2 separate regions of the Homo sapiens genome follow, and region 1 is linked to region 2. The links are chromatin loops, found by intact Hi-C in ENCODE. Cell type or tissue: sigmoid colon. All regions are shown on one strand. Links, peaks and the distances in the headings refer to the core of each region. The heading gives the core; the rest is flanking DNA.

The links. Hi-C counts contacts between places; a loop is a spot of excess contacts. Peaks named below come from ENCODE experiments on the same cell type or tissue, not always from the same donor. Only the 100,000 strongest peaks of a DNase experiment are listed, where the experiment ranks them.
Region 1: it touches region 2 in a loop (15-fold over the local background); 17 of 110 quality-filtered maps call a loop at or near these places.

The regions. Positions count from the first base shown.
Region 1 is chr1:234,539,504-234,550,517 of GRCh38, forward strand. No RefSeq gene overlaps it. Among named protein-coding and RNA genes, the nearest start is that of LINC01354, 13 kb to the left of the region's middle. RefSeq lists enhancers at 564-1,067, 2,441-2,941, 2,942-3,442. In sigmoid colon, for the core only: no CTCF peak of the experiment used is centred there; DNase peaks (open chromatin) are centred at 3,118, 4,038, 4,908 and 5,568; H3K27ac peaks cover 1,726 bases.
Region 2 is chr1:234,992,702-235,003,715 of GRCh38, forward strand. No RefSeq gene overlaps it. Among named protein-coding and RNA genes, the nearest start is that of LINC03108, 17 kb to the left of the region's middle. RefSeq lists an enhancer at 5,236-6,435. In sigmoid colon, for the core only: no CTCF peak of the experiment used is centred there; DNase peaks (open chromatin) are centred at 4,760, 5,640, 5,960 and 7,081; H3K27ac peaks cover 2,133 bases.

The DNA.
Region 1 (11,014 bases), core at 2,590-7,589, 450 kb before region 2:
CAACAACACAGGAAACACTCATCCACACTTCAAGGGAATCTCCACCAGGTACAAACAAGTGCATTCAAAGGAATTCATAATACATTGCCAGCTTTGGCAGAAACAGAGAGCTCCTTTAAACAGAAAATCTCACGCTTGACATCTCCATCATCCAAGCGTTTATGAGAATATCTTTATCCCCCAGGCTGCATTATGGAGAGGAATTGGGGTGGTTTTAGGCAAACCCCAAAAGTAGGAGGGTCTGAAACCCTGGATGGACTTAATGCATTGGGGGAACAGATCAGGTTCAGCTGAGGAAAGTGAAATTCATCTGGGAGAAGGGTAAGTTAATAGGTACTGGCCAAAAGGGAAATAGCCTCCACGCTGAAGAGAGCTGATGAGGCTGTGCTTGGAAAATCCCCTAAGAAAAAAACTACAGGGTCTCACAGAGAAGCCAGTGGTGAGGGCTTTGCCCAGTTTAGAAGCAGGAAGCAACAACTTTTTCTGATTTATTAATCTGCACATGGAAGCACCCTAATCCCATCCCTTCACCAACTCTCACCGCACTTAACTATCCTGGCCACACTGCCTGACATTTCATTTTTCTCCCGGGATGGCCGCTAATATTTCACATACTTAGTCTTGCTCTCACCTAGATTATAAATTCCTCGAGGTCAGGAGTCAAAATCCAGCCCCAGGCTCCTTCCCAGGACTCCGTAACTCCCTGGAGGATTGCAGAGCCCTTCACACATTGTTCGCAAGGCTTCTGAAACAATGGCAAGATTGCACAAGGGCCAGGAAGGGTATTTTTAGAACAGATCCAAGCTCTTTGGTGGGCCCTCAGGCTGTTTACCACCTAACCTGACCGCCTTTGGTGTCCTTCTGGCCCTGGCTCCATATGCCGTGTGCTCCAGCTGAGCAAAACTAAATGCTCTCATGCCTCCGTGTCTTTGCACGTGCTGTTCCCTCTGCCAGCTGCCCTTGCCCCTTCTTGCATCTGTGGACTGTCTTTCAGCTCTAGGCCGCCTTCTCTCTCCCCACGGAACTGCCAGCATCCCTTAGGCAGAGCTGATGGTGCCTCACTCTGTGGGTCCAGGGTGCTTTCTGGAGGCCTTAATGGGGAGGCAGGGCCAGCTGCCAGTCATCAGGTTGGTACAGCCATCGGGTTGGTACTGCCTGGTTGGCAGGCCTGTCTTTTCAGTTAGCCTGAGACTGCCTTGAGGCCAGGGCTACCTTCCTCCCTGTCTCTAAGTTCTTGGCCCCCAGCACAGTGCCTGGCACTCAGCAAATGTTTCTTGAATGAATGTGCTTCCCATGTTGGGCAGATCATGACGAAGGCAATAGCAGGGCCCAGTGTGTAATGCGAGGACAGCAAAAAGGGACCCTGCTTTGAGACCAGAGATGCTTCACAGGGAAGCCACATCTGGAGCCCTTCCTGATAAGCTGGGTCAACTGGGACCGCTCCTAGACAGGGTGTTTGAGGAGGTGGTGCTTGCTTTAGGCAGCCCCAGCCTCATTCTGAGAGCTTGTTCCACTTTGAGGATTTCTCTGTTTTCCATTTCCAAATCTTTATGCTATCCCTCAGTTACACTTGCTCAAAGGGTGATTGCTAGCAGTCTCCGAAGATAGGCTAAGAGGTGTGGGTAAGCGGCAGTGTGCTGGGGTTGGGGATGGGGGGACAGGGCATTGCCCGGGCTGTGTGGGAGGCAGGAGCGAGATGATGAAGATTCTGGACTCCAAGCTGGCCCCAGATGCCAGCCCACCTTGTGTGATACACTGAGAGTGCCTCAGTTTCCCTGCCTGTTAAACAGTAATGGCTCCTTCATTGAGTTGTTCTGAAAAATCAAGTTAGTACAAAGGAAGCACAGAAAGTGTGCCTGACACAGGCAATCTCTCACTGCATGCCAGCTCCTGGCATTTGGAATCTGAAGATGGAATCCAGTCTGACTTCCTTCACTCGCAAGTTGTCCAAGTCACCTCACCTCCCCATTCATGTTCTCATGTCTCTGAGATGAGGATAATAAGGCTGACCTTGCCGGGTGTTGGGAGAATCAGATAATCAGAGAGTGGAGTGAGTGCATTTTGCAAGCTACAAGGTGCCTTCCCAAGGGAAGCGTGAAGTCACCTGGGTGAAGGTATTGGGAAGTGAGGCCCTGTCACAGATCCTGCCCCACAAGAGCTACCCCTGTAAGGAATCAATGACTCGGTATTAACCATGCTTTTAATTTCTGTAAAGTGATGCATTGACATCCACCTAAGGCCCTATTTGCCAACCTAAGCCAATTGTGACTCACCCGTTGCAATGGTTAACTTTATGTGTCAAGTTGGCTGGGCTGTGCTGCCTGGATGTGTGGTCCAACATTATTCAGAATGTTTCTGTGGGAGTGTTTTTGAAAGAGATTAACATTTAAATCAGCAGGCTTTGAGCAAAGCAGGTGGCCCTCCATGTTGCAGGTGGGCCTCATCCAATCAACTGAAGGCTCCAGTAGAGCCAAGCCTGACCCTAGGAAGAGAATTCTGCCAGTGGACGGTCTTCTAACTTGAACTGCAACATCATCTCCCTGGGTCTCCAGCCTGCTGGAGATTTTGGACTTTTCAGCCTCCATAATAATGTGAGCCAATTCCTTAAAATGTCTCTCTCTCTCCCTCTCTTCACCCATCCCTCCGCTCCGCATGCTTCTATTGATTCTGTTTCTCTGGAGAACCCTGGCTAATATACCCGTAGACATCTGGAGTCCTCAGATAACTTTAAACTCTACACTCTGACAGTCACAGTAAAGGTGAATTTCGCAGGGGTGCCACTTGCAAACACAGCTAGCCGGTCCCGAGCCCGCACACCCTGCCTTGCTTTTCCTTCCCATGGAAACCACCCTAACAGCTCCTGCCACTGTCCCACTCTCCCTCTGGCTCCTGACCCACCCCGAGGGTGGCCCTGTGGTCCTGCACGCTGTGCCACTGTGGCCCTGCACGCTGTGCCACTGTGGCTCTGCATGCTGTGCTGTGTTCTCCCAGGCAACTGTGAGAATACTAAATCTTTCAACTTTCTCCATCTCTCTCCCGACCTCGCCTGGGCTTCCTGCACCTCCTCCAAGGTAATGTGATGAGACAGACTGTGATTGCAGCCCAGTGCCAGCGAAACTGTGGGCCAGCCCTGGCCCAGAGCTGGGCAAGTGAGTTATTTGTCCCTGTCACGTGGTGCTCTGCCAGCTGCGACGGTGCTATTCTATGTGAGATCTGGGGCTGATAGAAATGATGGCAAACTTCTTGAGCAGCTTAGGCTAAAAGAATTGGTCTTTGCATAAAACAGAAATTGTCATCATCATTATAAACACTATCCTGGCCCTCCAGAGAGCCCAGATGAGCTGTGTTCTTGGTGAGGACAAATGTCCTTCCAGAAGAGGGGTATTTATTGGCTCTTCAGGTCCCAGAGAAGTCCCAATCCCCCATGCAGGAAGGATTCCAGAAGCATCCATGTCTGAGGATAGGACCCTATCTCAGAGCAGAGCTCGCTCGCTGCACCTAGGGGAAGAGGAGGACAGTTGCTTTCCAGAAAAAAGTTAATTTACCCTGAGTGATTCATAAAGTTGCAGAATCACAGAATTACAGAACCTTAGAATTTCAGAGGCTGAAAGGGATCTAACAGGGCATCCGGGTCCAATACCCCTCATTTTAAGCAAGAAAAAAAAAATAATTCCAATTAAAATACAGCCCTCCACTCGTCTGCAGTTTCTATATAGAGCCCCAGATGAATGCTAATTAGAAGACTGGTTGGAAGAACAGCTTTTTCCTACAACCGGTGTTCATTTTGTGGGATTTCTCACTGTTGATTAATTAATGTAAGCATCCGTCCATTCACCTGTTTGTCTGTTCACCTGTCTATTCATTGCTGCATCCATTCCTCACCCCAGTAAAAAATTGAGGCAGTTACATCAAGAATACAGACATGGTTTGCTCTCCCTCCCTCCTCCTTCCTTTTTGTTTTTCTCTCCCATCCAGGATGAAGACGAGCTAGCTCTGCGCATGTGTGCGTGTGGGAGAAAGGCCAGTTGCAGTCAGTGTCACGGTGCTGTTTTTGAAACTCTGCAGGTCCCTCATAGGCCGGCTGATATCACCCATGCCAGGATTGCTTGGCCTTGACAGAGCCTGTGTTAGAAGGGACTATCATGAAGGTATCCAAGATACTAAAGGGCTGAAACAAGCCCCTCTCTTGTCTTCACAGTATCTTCCAGTGGCAGACAGGAGGCCACTGGATGAAGCTGAGGACAAATAAATGTCAATAAACCACCACTGGGAGCTGCTGCTCCCCCATTTCCCGTGGCCTGCAGGGGGTCACTGAGTTAAATGTTACAGCTGATTGTGAAAGGGACCTGGTGAATCCATGATCAATAATGACATTGGTTTTTACACGAGCTAAGATAAGGGTAATTAAATCTTGTGCTTCAGGCCATATAAACTGATCTCCACAGGAGGGCAAGAATTAATTTAATTCCACACACACAACCCCTTCCAACCCCTCTGACAGCTTTAGTATAATGGACTCAGTGCAGGATGGGGAAGATAGAGCACCAGGTATTAACCACCACACCTATCGGGAGCTTGAACTTGATGGGCCTCGTGGCTGATCCAGGGCAGCAAATCCAGAGCTGCTTACAGCTTCTCTCTGTGCTGGGTTTATTACATACAATCTGTACAGGGGCTGTTTCCACACTTAATGGCAGTCCTGAATCACTATCTATTTCCCATCCTTGCCTGCAAAACAGCAACCCAGAGCTAGTGCTATGCCGTCAATACCGGGCCCCATAAAGCCACTGCTGTATAGATTTGCCTTTTTGTGCATGTGCGTCTGATTCACGAGCACTTTGGCAGCCTTCCAGGCTTGAGGAGAGGAAAAAAACATCCTGAGCATCCCAACAGCCTCATTTTGATCTGTGATACTGAGCAACTCATTTCCACTTCACAGGCTCTGCTGAGCTGTGCCACAGAAAGACAAATCCCAGATGTGGCAGGGGTGGGAGGCGGTGGAGGGAGAGGGGCTGGCTGGAAGGAAGGAGGGTGCAGGAGAGGGAGGGAGGGAGGGAGGGCCAAGGGAAGGGAGGGAAGATGAAAGCAGAAAAGGGCCACATTTATTAAGCTGTTTTTCTTTTGGTGAAAAGAAGCATTTATCAGTGATTTCATATATCATGTGAGAGGTGGCTTCCTGCCAATTTCCAAGAATCCAAACAACCCGCTGACATCATATGCTAAATATAGCTCAGGCTTTGCTTTAGGTGAACAAATAATGCCGCTGGACAGGAATAGGTTCTCTTCAGTTACATGGTTATTATGATCGGCTGTCAGGCTTGTGTAATCAAAAGAATCATGTCCAGTTCCAAGGAGGAATGGTGCAAAGAACTCATCAAACAATTTCGGGAGATGACTGATGAACCCCCATTCCTCCTGCCTTCCCAGGTGGCCGGCTGAGCCTGGCTGCTGGAGGAAAGGTGGGCAACTCTGTTGTTGCAGGTCTTCAAAGCCCTGGTGTGTGTGTGTGTGTGTGTGTGTGTGTGTGTGTGTGTGTGTGTGTGCGTGCGCTGTATTTCCACCTCTGCCCTGCCCATCAGAAAAGGTGGCTGATCTCTCCAAGGGAAATGCGTAGAAGGAAGACAGACCTTCAAACTCACAGATATGGTGCAGGAGCTATTCATGAGGCTGGGGCAGGAGCGAGCGGGGTGGGGTTGGTGGCACAGATAGTTCAGGCAGTCTGTTTATTCTGCAAGCATTCAGGTAAGGGTGCTTGTCTGAAGGCAATCGGAGAGCCATCTTCCACGGCTCTTGGGCTCTGGTACTTTTGATTCTACCTCCCATAGCTTTTGTGTTGTGCGTGTCCTGTCCGGGACTGGTGCCTGTCATTCTGTCTGAAGCCACCTGAAAGATTAAGATTCGTAATGAGACCTCTCCCTCCTCTGCCAGCACTCTCCTTCTCCCTGCCCACTCCCCCAGGCTCACACTGGGGAGACAGGGAGCTTGGGATGGGTTTGTAAGTATTTGGAGGAAGGGGCAGCAGTAAGGAGAAGAGAAGGACGAGAAAATTAGTGAGGGAGATAAGGAGCCGGTGCATCAAAATAGCTGCTGGAAGGTGTTGTATCCCTTCGAACATCTGCATGATTTCCCTTCTCAGTCAGGGATACAATAGAGGTTGTTACTATGGAAACTGGTGTAAAAGCAGCACAGAGAAAGGAGAGGGCTGGATATAAAGAGGAAAGAGTAAAAGGCATATACCACTTTTAAATCATCAAAGAGGAATACTATAGCACTTCCCACCTCCAAGAGGAGGAAATAAGTCACTGAGCCCAGGGAGGGTTGAATACTATGATCATGGGAGGGGTCAGAGACTATCGGACACCACCATCCTTTCCCCTGGAAGCCTGTGTGTTGAATCTGTCCACTGCTGTAAGATCGTTAGCCAGAAAAGAACGTCCAGGCAGTTGAGGGTGGTCAGCTTCATGGTAGATGGCATGCTTGGCTCTGCTCGGCCACGGCCTTTGGGAATGGCCTTGGAGGGAGCAGGCCATTTTTCTGTGTCACGGTTTCATCACCTGCCTTCCTCAGAGGAATGACGAAGCACCTTGCTCAAGAAAGAAATGCTAGTGCCATTCAAGGCAAAGAAAGGACAGAGCTTCATGTGCTCTGTGTGCAGAGGGAAAAAATGTGAGCAATTCCAGCTGGTGTCCTCAGCATCATACCCAAGAGGGGCCACGGACCAGGCAGAGGCCAAAGTCTGTGCGTACCTAGCCAGTTTCACTTTGTTTCAGTGTGGGTATTAGTGGGATGAAATCATTTGCTCAGGCTGAGGAGAGTTTTGACAAGTCATTGGTGTTTCATGCAGACTCATACACGCAATCCTGTAGACCAGTCTGTCCGATAGAAATATGACGCGAGCCACGATGCAATTTATTTATTTATTATTATTTCTATAGAGACAGGGTTTCACTTTGTCACCTAGGCTGGAGTGCAGTGAGGCAATCATAGCTCACTGAAGCCTTGAACTCCTGGGCTTTAGCGATCCTCCCACCTCAGCCTCCCATGTAGCTGGGACTACAGGTGTGAGACATCACACCCAGCTAATTTTTAAATTTTTTGTAGAGATGGCTGGTCTCAAAATCCTGGCCTCAAGCGATCTTTCCACCTCGGCCTCCCAAAGCACTGGGATTACAGGCGTGAACCACCTCACCTGACCCACTATGGAATTTACAATATCCTAGTAGTCACATCCAAAAAGTAAAGAAACAGGTTAAATAAACTTTAATATAATTTCTCTGTCATGTTATTTAACCCTGGTATATCCAAAATATGATCATTTCAACAAAATTAATTCAGAGATTATTGATGAGATATTTTATACCCTTTCATACTGAATCTTTGAAATCTGGATTTATTATTATGTGTGTTATGTGTATGAGAGAGAGAGAGGGAAAGAGAGAGAGAGAGAGATAGAAAGAAAGAGGGAGGGAAGGAAGGAGGGAGGAAGGGAGGGCCAAGGAAAGGGAGGGAAAATGGAAAGAAGGAAGGAAGGAAGGAAACAGGTCTCTGGCTCAGGCACTAACTCTAACTACGTGCCTTGCATCACTGTGGGAGCGATAATAACACACACTCACTCTTTGAACAGATGGTCAGCCTCGAGTACCTCCCTTTACCATTGAACAGTGACCCCTCATCCTCCAACCACAATCCATGGCCGCTGGAATCAGACAAACCCAGCTGAAACCACAGCTCTCTTTCTGAGTGCCTCTCTCTGAGGGAGTTTCTTAACCTTTCTGAGTTTTCCTCAGCTGTGAGATGGGAATCCTATTTTACAATTGAAGGTAGGTCCCTCAATTGTTTTGGGGATGGAATAAGAGAATGCCTAAGACCAGGTCTAGCACTGATAAGGGAAGCTCCTTCCTGTCCCTTATCCCAGCTCTAGTTTGCCAGTCTTCCGCTGAGCACCTAATCTTCTCCAGGCCTCTGTGAGTGAACAAACTAGAATTGTACATTTTTCATGTACTCAGAAAGCCGCTTGAGTAGAAAGGAGACTTCAAGGACTAAGATTGAGTTTGTTTCACTAATTCACTCCAGGCTGATCACTGGATGTTTCCCCAATTCAGAGAGATACTAATATGCAGCCATTCAGAAAGAGTCCTTTTGATGACCATGGGTTACATGGTAAGATGTTTAGAGAAGAAAATTAAAATATGTCCTTCCTTATAAATAAGATCTAGCATTTGGTAGCACAGTAGGGTGACTGTAGTTAACAATAATTTATTGTATATTTTAAAGTGGAATTGAAATGTTCCTAGCACGAAGAAATGATAGGTGACGGATACCCCAATTACCCTGATGTGATTATTACACATCGTATGCCTATATGAAAACATTGTATGTACCCCGTAAATATAGACAACTATTATGTACCCATAATAATTAAAAATTTAAAAATAGGTCCTTTCTGTCCTAGAGTGGCATTGTCCCATATAGTAGCCACTAAACTCATGGGGCTATTTAAATTTGCATTAATTAAAATTTGAACATTTACTTTCTCAGAAACACTAGCCACATTTCAGGTGCTCAATGAACACATAAGGCTAGTGGCTACTGATTGGACATTTCAGATATAGAACATTTCTGCATACTAGAAAGTTCTGTCACCACCGCTCTAGATTTTTAGTCATTTATTCAATATGCAGCCAAAATAAAACTCAGAGACAGCAGGACAGCATGCGTAAGCAGGCCTAAAGTCAAACTGGGTGGGTTTCATCCTTTCTCCACTTTGGCCATATGTCAACTTAAGTTAGTTTCTTTTTTTCTTTTGAGATGGAGTCTCACTCTGTCATCCAGGCTGGAGTACAGTGATGCTATCTTGGCTCACCACAACCTCTACCTCCCGGGTTTAAGCGATTCTCCTGCCTCAGCCTCCAGAGCAGTGGGATTACAGGCACCTGCCACCACACCCGGCTAATTTTTGTATTTTTAGTAGAGACGGGATTTTGCCGTGTTGGCCAGGCTGGCCTCGAACTCCTGACCTCAGGTGATCCTCCCACCTCAGCCTCCCAAAGTGCTGGGATTACAGGTGTGTGAGCCACCACGCCCAGCCTTAAGTTTTTTAACCTCTCTGTGCCTCAGCTTCTCAGTTTCATCATCTGCAAAGTGGGAATGATAGTAATATAACTTAATTCAGCAGATTATTATCAGAATCAAGTAAAGGAATGCAAGTAAAGTGCTTATAACACAGCCTGGCAGGTCGTAAGTGCTTAGTAAATATTAGATATGACTATTCATTATGCCCCATTAACTCTTTTCAAAAACAAGAGAGGGTTAGGATTATACTGAAAGGTGAAGGTGCCCTCCATTAACCCAAAAGACTTCCTGGAAGAGGTAATCCCTTAAGCTGTGATTCAAAGGACGGAAAGGCATTCTCCATTATTCAATGCATTTGATAGGCATTTATTGGTCATTTGTTATATATAAAGCACTGTTGTGGCTGTTGGAGATGCAAAAATGATGACAGAGGGTCCATTCTATCTTGAAGTCCCGTCTAGAGAAGGAGAAAGCCTACACAGTTGATCCTTGAACAACACAAGTTTGAACTGCACGGTCCACTTATGCATGGATTTTCTTTTGCCTCTGCCACCCCTGAGATGGCAAGACCAATCCCTCCTCTTCCTCCTCCTCCTCAGCCTACTTGACATGAAGACATCAAGAATGAAGACCTTTAAGATGATCCGCTTCCATGTCATGATGAGCAAATATATTTTCTCTTCTTTATGATTTTCTTTTCTCTAACTCACTTTCTCGTGAGAATAGTGTCTAATACCTAGAACATACAAAATGTATGTTAATCAACTGATTATGTTATCAGCAAGGCTTCTGGTCAACATAGACTATCAGTAGTTAAGTTCTGAGAGAGGCAAAAGTTATATGTGGATTTTCCGCTGTTAAGGGGTTGGCGCCCCAACCCCCATGTTGTTCAAGGGTCACCTGCTCTTCCAGGAGTAAGAGCAGTGATGGATTTATGCACAGAGTGGCAGGAGACCCTGGAGAAGAAGCCCTAGCTCAGCGGGGAGACCAAGGAGGACAATGTGGAAGGGGCAGTCCTGAGTAGACCCTTAAATCCCTGGGAAATGGCAGGCTGTGTGCAGGCGTGATCAGACCTTCAACAGCACCTAAAGTTACAAGGCCCAGTCTCAGAATCCCCTGGGGATATTCAATCAGCATCTTGATGATTGACAAGATGAGCTTCAGCCTGTGCCTTTAACACTGCAGGGGCTGAGCCCCTCTAGCAGCATCTCCAACACCACCAGTGGACCAGCAGCCCTGGGGCCTGCCTGGCTTCTGCAGCTCAAGGCGCAATGGGAAACCACAGATGTCACAAAAATTGGCTCCCTTCCGCCGGGCGCGATGCCTCACACCTGTAATCCCAGCACTTTGGGAGGTCTAGGAGGGCCGATCACCGGAGGTCAGGAGTTTGAGACCAGCCTGGCCAACATGGTGAAGCCCCGTCTCTACTAAAAATACAAAAATTAGCTGGGCATGGTGGTGTGCACCTGTAATCCCAGCTACGCGGGAGGCTGAAGCAGGAGAATTGCTTGAACCCAGGAGGTGGAGGTTGCAGTGAGCCGAGATTGCGCCACTGTACTCCAGCCTGGGGCGACAGAGTAAAACTGTCTCAAAAAAAAAAAAAAAAGCTCCCTTCTAAGACAAGTGAAAGCATGTAGCATCAGGGAGATGTGCCCCATTATTATTCTGGTCATTGTTGGTTCTTACAAAGTTGAAATTTTAGCATCTCTCACGATGGCTCTTCTAAAAAGACCCCATGTGTTCTTGGGAAGAAAGGGCAGGCTGAGGCTGCCTTGAGAATCTGGCTGGGTCTGTTGGTCTAGCATTGAGAGGCTGACACGCCAGCCTACTGCCCCCAAGGGCCGGTTTCATATGCAAGTCAGGCACCGCCAGCCAAGTGGGAAAGGCAGCCCCAGAAGAACATGTTTCTGGTGACTGGGAAGCTTTGAGCAGACCTACAGCC
Region 2 (11,014 bases), core at 2,434-7,433:
ACCACACCCAGCTAATTTTTTTTTCTTTTTTTTTTTAAGACAGAGTCTCACTCTGTTGCCCAGGCTGGAGTGCAGTGGCACGATCTCAGCTCACTGCAACTTCTGCCTCCCGGGTTCAAATAATTCTCCTGCCCCAACCTCCCAAGTAGTTGGGACTACAGGCATGTGCTACCACGCCCGGCTAGTTTTTTGTATTTTTAGTAGAGACAGGGTTTCACCGTATTAGCCAGGATGGTCTCGATCTCCTGACCTTGTGAGCCGCCTGCTTTGGCCTCCCAAAGTGCTGGGATTACAGGCATGAGCCACCATGCCCAGCCAGCTATTATCTTTATTGGAATTGAACAGACATGGAATTTACTGGAGGTGAGGCATGGGAGGAAGTAGGATATGGAGGAAGAAGCCCAAGGTACCAGCCTGAGAACCAGGGTGAAGGGTGCTGCTGTTTATGAAGCTGGGGTGCTGCAGGGCAGGAGCAGGTTCAGGAAGGGAGATGGCCTTGGGTTCCGTTTGGGGCATGTGGAGGTGGGTGCACCTGTGAGACCTCAGGTCCAGAGCTGAGAAGGCTGGGTGGGCAGAAGATGGTGATTTGAAAGTCATATGGGCATAGAAATGGTATTGGAAGCCACAGGGATGATTTGAGGGGTGAATGCAAGATTAAATGAGAAATGTGCCAGGGATAGAGTGCTAAGAACACCCACAATGGCTGGGCGCGGCGGCTCACACCTGTAATCCCAGCACTTTGGGAGGCAGAGGCGGGCAGATCATAAGGTCGGGAGATCGAGACCAGCCTAGCCAACATGGTGAAACCCCGTCTCTACTAAAAATACAAAAATTAGCTGGGTGTGGTGGCGAGTGCCTGTAATCCCAGCTACTTGGGAGGCTGAGGCAGGAGAATCGCTTGAACCCGGGAGGCAGAGCTTGCAGTGAGCCGAGATCACACCACTGTAGTCCAGCCTGGGCAACAGAACGAGACTCCATCTCAAAAAAAAAAAAAAAAAAAAAAGAACACCCACAATTAAAGGAACAAGTTCTCCAACAAAGGATTCTCATAAGTTGTGGCCTGAGGGGAACAGAATAAAAAGCAACAAGGTGTCATGGAACTCAAGGAAAAGGGACCTTCATGAAGATGAAGGGAGAAGTCAGCTGTGCCTGGTGTTGGTTTTTCCTTTCTAGAACTAAAAGCCAGAATGATTGACAAGGCCCCCCAGTGATGGGGACCATGGTCCATTCACTCCCAGCAAACCTTGGGGAAGAGGATGCAGCGTGGAGGTAGCCTGTGGAGGAGGATGGAATCCTGCCTCCTGCCAGGGTCTGTCCCCAGCCATACTGTGGTGGTTTCATTGCAAATCACCAGGTCCTGGGTCTGACACTTTACTTTCCCTGTTCCTGCAGAGTGACGGTCACGCAAGCTGATCTGAACCTCCACTGGCTTCTCAGACTCAAACCAAGCACTTCTCTTCCTGGGATCACGAGTTCTATTCAGAGTGGGCCCTGGAGGCCTTCAAAGCTGGGCCCCAGGTTCTCACGGTGAACTAAACTTTCTCCGCAAACCCCCTTGGCCCCACACCTGGCTTATCTGGCTCCAGCCCTGAGCCACCCAGCACTGTCCCGATGTAAATACGTGTTCAGCAGAGACGCACAAGGACTGGCAAGGATGCCTCATACTAGTTGATCCTAAATCTAAAAGACTATGTTTTTGCTACATTCACTCACATGCATCACACACCTGTAGGCACACATGAACACATACATGCACACACGCACACATTTTCTTCCAGTTTAACTCATGCTACTTAGAGAACCAGCTAGAAGGTGAGCTTTCTCCTAGGCCCTCTCATTACAGATGAGGACACCCAGGCCCCAAGAAGCTCAGCGTTTCACCAACAACCCTTGGCAGTGACGGTGAGTGTGTCATGCTGAACCCCTCTCCCTCTCTCTCACCTCAGTGCTCCTTTTAACTTCCTCTCTTTATTTTATTTCTTGCCAATTCATGCCCTGCCTTCCCTCCAGAACTCAACCCTGAACCTTCTCCCACCGGCACAACCGTCTGTAACCAGCCCCTGCTAACTCCTCAGAACGAGTGGATGCCGGAGAATGTTGACTTCCTCCCAAGAAGAAAGTGAAGGAAGCAGAAACCTCCTGTCAGCCAGATCCCACCAGGACCCCTTCCCACAGACCCACTTGATGCTGCCTCTCACGGCAGCAGGGGAATGCTTGGTGGGGGTGGCTCTGCTTCTCATAGCAAAGAGAGAATTCTTGGAGGGCAGAGGCTGTCCTCAATATATTTTCCACCTGGTCCCCACCCTCTAACCGGTGTTCTGTTAGAAATGCGTGCACCACACATGTCTCTCAGAGGCCAGGCGGGCTTCAGGGCTACCAGGGCACCTGGATGGGCTCCACCCCATGCCCAGAACCTCAAGAGCTCTCTGTCCTGGAGGGAGTCCACTTCCTCCGAACTTCCCAGGAAGCCATCCAGCCCACTGACATCCATCAAAAACAAGCTCCCTGGGCAGGCTGTGCTTGGAGGAAGGATCCTCTAATGTAGCATCATCCCTATGGGGGAGACCTGAAGCAGACTGTTTTCAAAGTAGTTTTTCTATCAAGGCCTGGGCAAAATGCATTCATTAGAAAAATCAGAGGTGGAAGGAAGCTCATGAACTCATCAAGGTAAACAGAATCTGCAGTTGGTTTACAATCGTCTCTCTGATATCCCAGGAAAAATATATCTTACAGTTTATCTTAGGGATGCCATCAGAGAAAGGTATATATGTATAGGTGTGTGTGTGTGTGTGTGTGTGTGTGTGTATGTGTGTGTGTGTGTATATATATATGCATATATATGTGTATATATGTGCATATATATGTGTGTATATATAGGTATATATGTGAATATATAGGTATATATGTATATATAGATATATATGTGTATATATGTATATATAGATATATATGTATATATGTATATATAGATATATATGTATATATGTATATATAGATATATATGTATATATGTATATATAGATATATATGTATATATGTATATATAGGTATATATGTATATATAGATATATATGTATATATATGTATATATAGGTATATATGTATATATAGGTATATATGTATATATAGAGATATATGTATATATAGGTATATATGTATATATAGAGATATATGTATATATAGGTATATATGTATATATAGAGATATATGTATATATAGGTATATATGTATATATAGAGATATATGTATATATAGGTATATATGTATATATAGAGATATATGTATATATAGGTATATGTATATATAGGTATACGTGTATATATAGGTATATGTGTATATATAGGTATATGTGTATATATAGGTATATGTGTATATATAGGTATATGTGTATATATAGGTATATATGTGTATATATAGGTATATGGGTATATATAGGTATATATATGTGTATATAGGTATATGGGTATATATAGGTATATATATATGTATATATGTATATATATACGCACACACATAGATATACACCATATATCTGTGTATTAATCCTGTTTATATATAAATCATATATATGTATATACTATGTGTGTATGTATACATATGCATATATACAAATATACACCTGCTCATATACATATACACGCAAAGGCATATTTATGTGCTGTTTTTTTGTTTTGTGTTGTTTTGAGACGGAGTCTTGCTTTATCGCCCAGGCTGGAGTGCAATGGCGCCATCTCGGCTCAGTTTTTAATAGCAAAACATTGGAAACTTCTTAAATGCCCATCAGTAGGTGACAGTTTAAATCACAGGTCTGCAAGTGGGCCAGTGGGCCAAAACCCAGTCTAGGACCTATTTTGTGAATAAAGTTTTATTGGAACATAGCCACACCTGGTCATTTACGTCTTTGACCAATTTGGAGCTACAATAACAGAGTTGAGTGTTTGCAGCAATGACCATCTGACCCACAAAACCAAAAATATTTACTATCTGGCCATTTACAGGAAAAGTTTGTCGACGCCTAGGTTAAATTATGCTTCCTCTAAATGAAGCTATTAAACGATCCTGTAAGTCTGTAATTATGGCTACGAAAAGCCCATGATCTCTTAAAAAGTAAGAAAATTAGTTGGAAAATGTTAACACAATCCCATTTTTATCAAAGCAAAATGTATTCACCTGAACGTGCATACAAAAATGTGCATTGAAAACTATGTATCTTTCCTCTAGAAAGTTATGGGAGAAGGAAGATAATAGACGGTGTTTTTTCTTCCTTATATTTTCTTTTTGTGTTTGATTTTTAAATAATGAGTACACCTTAAAGTTCTTTTTATTGGGAGAAACAGTTGCTCACTTCCTCCACTCCCTAATAGCTGGTGAAAGGTGTCAGCTTTAGGAAGGGCTGTGTCAGGGAAATATCTTGGCTTCTGGGGTGTTGGGGCAACAAAGGGCCAGGAAAGACAGCCCCTCAGAGGAACAGACCCCAGTGACATCCTTGGGTGGGCCCCCGCCTGAGCAGCAACTTCTTCCAGCTCTGTCTCCCACTACAGCCTCTGCCCTTGGCATGGTCCAGAGCTGCGATGGCGAAAACTCATCACCAAGCATTGCCTCCGCTGCACCCAACCCAGCAGAAAAAGAGTCCAGAGAACATCCTGGTCCTGAGTCAGCCCCTGGCTTCAACCCACAGGACACCACAGGGCGCCACGGGACATGGCACAGCGCCAGATGCCAGGGATCCGAGGAGACAGAGCATGATGTCCAAACATGAATGGCTTATTTTTAGCAAAGTCCAGCCCTCACATCCTGGCCCTGCTCCAGGGTGAGCAACAACATTCCCTCTGACTCAGCTCCGCAAGCTGACTCGGTTTCAGAGGAACAAGGTAGTCTCTCCTTGCTGACGTTAGCGGCAGGCAGTCCTCCCCTTCAGGAAAAATCTGTACAGCAGTTCTGATTCCTTCTGGGACTGTGTGCTGGCTGCTTCCAGAAGAAACATAACTATTCCCTTCACAGTCTGGGCTTCGGAACTGGGTGCAGAAACTTCCACACTCCATCTCCTGGACTCCCATCTTCTAACCTTCCCGTGTGATTTCCAAGGAAACCAGATGGCTGCCTTCTCCCCCCTCTTCCTCTTCCTCCTGCACAATGAGCCGAGAGACCCAACCCTGCAGCTCTGGCCTGAAACTGGGGCCTGTTTCTCGGGGGTTTCTGTCTCTTCAATCAGTCCCCACACTGTGTCCAGCAGACTAGAGCAATGAAGGGAGGAATCATTTTCTTCCAGTAACGACACTAGAACCTATGTTCTGCTGTAATGAATGATACAGGTTTGCCAGGAAGACGTGTCATCAATGCCAATAAAACAAGGCAGAGTACAGATACCTCCAGAGATCTTGCCAGAGAGGCTCACAGCCCCGATAGGTTTGTGTATGTTTTGGGGTGGGGGAACATGAGAGAATGAGAGATTATTTTCCTTCTGGACGTTCTCAACATGCCTGAAATAGCAAGGACACAGCTGTCCCTCCCCAGTTGTCCCTGTGTGATTGGAATTGCAGGAGTCAGTTGTCTCAAAGCAAAGAAAGTGCAGAGCCTGCACGTATCCAGATCTTCCGAAAGACGAGGCCCTGTTCTCCTGGCCTGGCGCCTGGGTTTCTCATTTGCTCCTAGGTCTCTGGTATTGTGCCGCCTGCATCCCAGGCAACGCCAGCAACCCAAGCCCCGCTGAACAAGTCAAGACCTCTCTGGATGAGGTCAGGAGCTGGAGCTTCCCCTTATTTTGTTAGGAAGCACCATGCGTCAGCCTTTATTCACACCCTATAAAGTTGTAGCCTTTAAGGTTAGTCTCTTCCACACCTATAATTCTCCACCAGAGCAATTTGCTGCAGAGAAAGAGCCCTCCAGCAGGCAGTACCTGTGAGTCACGGCTTCTTCCTGGCCCCCGCCCGCCCTAAAGGAGTGGCTACTAACAGGCACCTTTGATCCTCAGGCTGCTCTGGGAGTTGGAAGAGTCGCGGAGGCTCACCTGTAGTCATAAGGTCAAGAGACTTGCCATGAGAAATAGTAACAGTAGCACCGCCTGGATCCCACCCCCGGTCTTCTCCTTTGGGCCTCTGTTCTTCCTCTAGGGGTTGGATCTTTCAGCTCTGCCATCTGCCTTTCATATCATCAGTTCTATTTTTGTTTTGTTTTTGTTTTTGTTTTTGTTTTTGTTTTTGAGATGAAGTCTTGCTCTTTTGCCCAGGCTGGAGTGCAGTGGCGTGATCTCGGCTCACTGCAACCTCTGCCTCCCGGGTTCAAGCAATTCTCCTGCCTTAGCCTCCCAAGTAGTTGGGACTACAGGCACCGCCAGGCTAATTTTTGTATTTTTGGTAGAGATCGGGTTTCACCATGTTGTCCAGGCTGGTCTTGAACTCCTGACCTCAAGTGATCCACCCGCCTCAGCCTCCCAAAGTGCTGGGGTTACAGGCGTGAGCCACCACGCCCAGCTTAGTTCTATTTTTGAGTGAACAACACTCTCCATTGGCAGGGAAAGGTCACCTTGGTATGTGGCCTCGCTTACGGAGTAGAGTTTCTCCAGGGCCTCTCCCAGGGCTGTTCAAATGACCCAGCACAACCCTTCAAGTGACTTCCCCTTCTCTAAGACTCAGTTTCCTTATCTGTCCAATGGTGGAATTGGAGTAAATATTTGCTAAGTTTCCATCCAGCTCTAATGTACTAAAAATCTATGAAAATCTGGATTTTCCCATTTCCAGACAAGCCTGGTACTACTCAACCTTAATCTACAGCCACCAGATGAAACCCGCTGCAGAGCCAACCCTGACACCAGCACCATGAGCTTCAGTTCACAAGCACCATTCTCACTGGAGCCCCACCAGACCTCGATGATGTGGACAGTGCCAGTTACGTGGACAGGCTGAGATGGGCGGATCACTTGACGTCAGGGATTCGAGACCAGCATGGCCAACATGGTGAAACCCTGTCTCTGGAGATGAGAAACACTTTGCCACATGCCAAATAGCAGCACTAATAATGTAGCAGCCCTGGGGCCCGAGCCTGGCCTCCTGACTCCGAGCCTGGTGCCCCACTTAGCAGCCCCACCTCTCCCCATGGGTGTCTACCTGGCTGGAAACGACACTGGCCAAAGGCAGAACCTCAACCTGCAGCCGTCAGTGGGCATTCAAGTGGACCTGCTAGGCTGGACAGAGAGAGCGGGAAAGGCAGGAAGGCCTGTTTCTTCCTCCATTTTGGCTGACACAGGCTCCTTAGCACCCGGCTGTCTGACCACCCTCAGATGAAGCTCTGTTCTCTCCATCCCTTTCCTCCTCCTCAGTCTCAGGGATCAGATGGGTGCGGGGCCCTGTTCTGGGGACACTGAGAGCTGTGCATTCAGGTCAGACGTGCACAGTTTAAAATTCACAGAGGAGGCCGAGTGTGGTGGCTCATGCCTGTAATCTCAGCACTTTGGGAGGCCAAGGCAGGCAGATCACCTGAGGTCAGGAGTTCGAGACCAGCCTGGCCAACATGGTGAAACCCTGTATCTGCTAAAAATACAAAAACTAGCCAGGCGTGGTGGCATGTACCTGTAATCCCAGCTACTTGGGAGGCTGGGGCAGGGGAATTGCTTGAATCCGGGAGGTGGACGGAGGTTGCAGTGAGCCGAGACCATGCCGCGGCACTCCAGCCTGGGTGACAAGAGCAAAACTCTGTCTCAAAACATAAAAAAATAAATAAATAAATAAAATTCAGAGAGGACCCTGGAGTCCCTTTCCCATAATCTCACCCCCACGCAAAAAGGGGCAAAGGAATCGTCATGGTGTAAACCATAGGTTGGGCTTCGACTGGGGACCTCCTCCAGCCCCTCAGCCACGTCAGAGTGGCCAGAACAGGGAGAAGGGAGCATTCTCTCCACCGCCCCCACGAGCCTGCGGTCTACTGAAGGTGACAGGAGATGTTTGGGGCGGGGGAAGGAAGGGAGGTATCTGTGTCTTGTCAGAGTTAGAAATTGCCCAGAACATTAGCAGGCCCCACCTAGCCTTCATCTACAGGCCCTTCGGCTTCTGCTGTGGCTCAAACTCGAAAAGACAACAGCCTTCTCAAAACATTTACATTCCTGCCAGGCAAAGATTCATGTGACTCTGAATCCCGAAGTACACAGGTTTTCATGGGAAGATTAAAAGAGAATTCCGATGATTTCATGACAAAGTAGCCAGTCTTGCCAAATGTCATTTAAAGAAAAAAACAAAAAAGAAGAAGAATCCTTACTTTGCTTGCTTGTATTTTCTTTTCTTTCTGGGATCCTGTATGTATCAGTTTTATAACTTCATTGACAACTTTCAACTGGAATTTAATTAAAAGAAAATAGAGGCCGGACGCGGTGGCTCATGCCTGTAATCCCAGCACTTTGGGGGGCTGAGGCAGGTGGATCACTTGAGGTCTGGAATTCGAGACCAGCCTGGCCAACATGGTGAAACCCTGTCTCTACTAAAAATATGAAAATGAGCCGGGCGTGGTGACCGGCACCTGTAATCTCAGCTATTCAGGAGGCTGAGGCAGAAGAATCGCTTGAACTCAGGAGGCGGAGGTTGCAGTGAGCTGAGATCACACCATTGCACTCCTCAAATTAAAAAAAAAAAAAAGGAAATAGAGAGCAAGGTCAGCCTTGGTCCCCAATTTCTGCAGAAAGTGCAAAAAGAGATCACCAAGGCTTGAAACAGATTTGCAAAATTTGGCAAGGGTCCCAAGATTCGTGAAAGGATATGGTGAGGCCAAACCCACTCAAAGACCTCCAAAGATACTGAGGAAGGTGTTCTCTTGCATGAGCTGGGCTTCAGAAATGTTCTCTCATACTCCAGTGTCTCACACACACACACACACACACACACATACACAAACACACACCAGTGCCCTGCCCCGAGTAAAATTAGTTATTCTCTCCTTCACATGCCAAAGGGACAATCTTCAATGTTTCTACCCATGAAACGCTTTTGCCAGAAGCCTGAATTCATACAAAGCATATTCATCTAGACTGAATTTTTTAATATGGTGTATATATATATATTCATACACAATGGGATACTATTCAGTCATAAAAAAGAATGAAATCCTTCATTTGCAGCAACATGGGTGGAACTGCAGTCCATTTTATGAAATAAGCCAAGCACAGAAAGACAAATATTGTGTGACCTCACTTCTATGTGGGAGCTAAAAAAAAGTTGGTCTCGTGGAGGGAGAGAGTAGAATGATAGAGACCGGAGGCTAGGAAAGGTAGGAGAAGGGATGAAGAGAGCCTGGTTAGTGGATACAAACATACAGTTAGATAGAAGGAATAAGTTTCAGTGTTTGATAGCACAGTGGGGTGACTATAGTTAACAATAATATATTGTATATTTCAAAATAGCTAGAAGATTTGAAATGTTCCCAACACAAATAAATGATAAATGTTCAAGGTGATGGGTACCCTACATACGACAATTTGATCACTACACATTGTATGCTTGTATCCAAATATCACATTTACCCCATAAATATGTATAAGTATTCTGTATCCATAAAAAATGCAAAACTAGGCCGGGCATGGTGGCTCATGCTTGTAATCCCAGCACTTTGGGAGGCCTAGATGGGCGGATCACCTGAGGTCAGGAGTTCGAGACCAGCCTGACCAACATGGTGAAACCCCATCTCTACTAAAAATATGAAGTTAGCCGGACGTGGCGGCGCATGCTTGTAATCCCAGCTACTCGGGAGGCTGAGGCAGGAGAATCACTTGAACCCAGGAGGTAGAGGTTGCCGTGAGCTGAGATCATGCCATTGCACTCCAGCCTGGGCAACAAGAGCAAAACTCCATCTCAAAAAAAAAAAAAGCAAAACTGAAAAAAAAGTATCTTCAGCTATTCACAGTTAGACCCATGTTGGAAAATTTGAGTCAAAATAAAGCATGTACATTCAATATATGTGTGCACATTAATGAGAACAATGTTTTTGTACTGTTGGCCCTGACCTTGGAATATTATTAGAATGTTTTTTAAGGAGAGGGGAGATCTCTATTTGGGTTTCGATTATTGTTCAACACTGATGTTACAATGATAGCGGCTGTGGTGAGTCTCCCTGACTGATGGGACAATGAGGCACAGAGAAAGCCGGGGCAGACAGTGGGAGTGGGATGGGGAGAGTGAGATCCCCACAGCAACCACAGCACATGGCAGCACACAGACTCCACCACCCTAGAGCTGGAGTCGGGATTCAGTGGACTGGAGTACAGTGGCACGATCTTGGCTCACTGCAACCTCCACCTCCTGGGTTCAAGCGATTCTCCTGCCTCAGCCTCCCCAGTAGCTGGGATTACAGGCGCCCCGCCCGCCACCATGCTTGGCTAATGGTATGTGAGAAAATGTAAATCCAGAGTCCTGAGTCATCAATCCTGAATTAGAATACACCACCTGTACTTCTCAAGACCTACCAGGAATTTGCATTTGTTCCATCTACTAGCATAAAATACAAATCGCTGAGGGGTCCTTAGAAGGAGCATCTGAGTCCATTTTCTGTTGCTTATGACAGAATATCTAAAACTGGGTAATTTATAAAGAAAAGGAATTTGAGCCAATCACAGTGGTTCATGCCTATAATCCCAACACTTTAGGAGGCCAAGGCCTGAGGAACACTTGAGGCCAGGAATCCAAGACCAGCCTTGGCAACATAGGGAGACCCCATCTCTATGAAAAAAGTAAAAAATTAAAAAAATTAGCTGGGCGTGGTGGTGCACACCTGTCGTCCCAGCTACTCAGGAAGCTAAGGTGGGGAGAACACCTTTAGCCCAAGACATTGAGGCTGCAGTGAGACATGACCACACCACTGCAGCCCAGCCTGGGTGACAGAGCAAAACCTGTCTCAAAAAAAAAAAAAAGAAAAAAAGAAAAGAAATGTATTTCTTACAGTTATGGAGACTGAGAAGTCCAAGGTCAAGGGTCTACATCTAGTGAGAGCCTTCTTGCTGTTGGGGACTCTGCAGAGTCCCAGGGCAGTGCAGGGCATC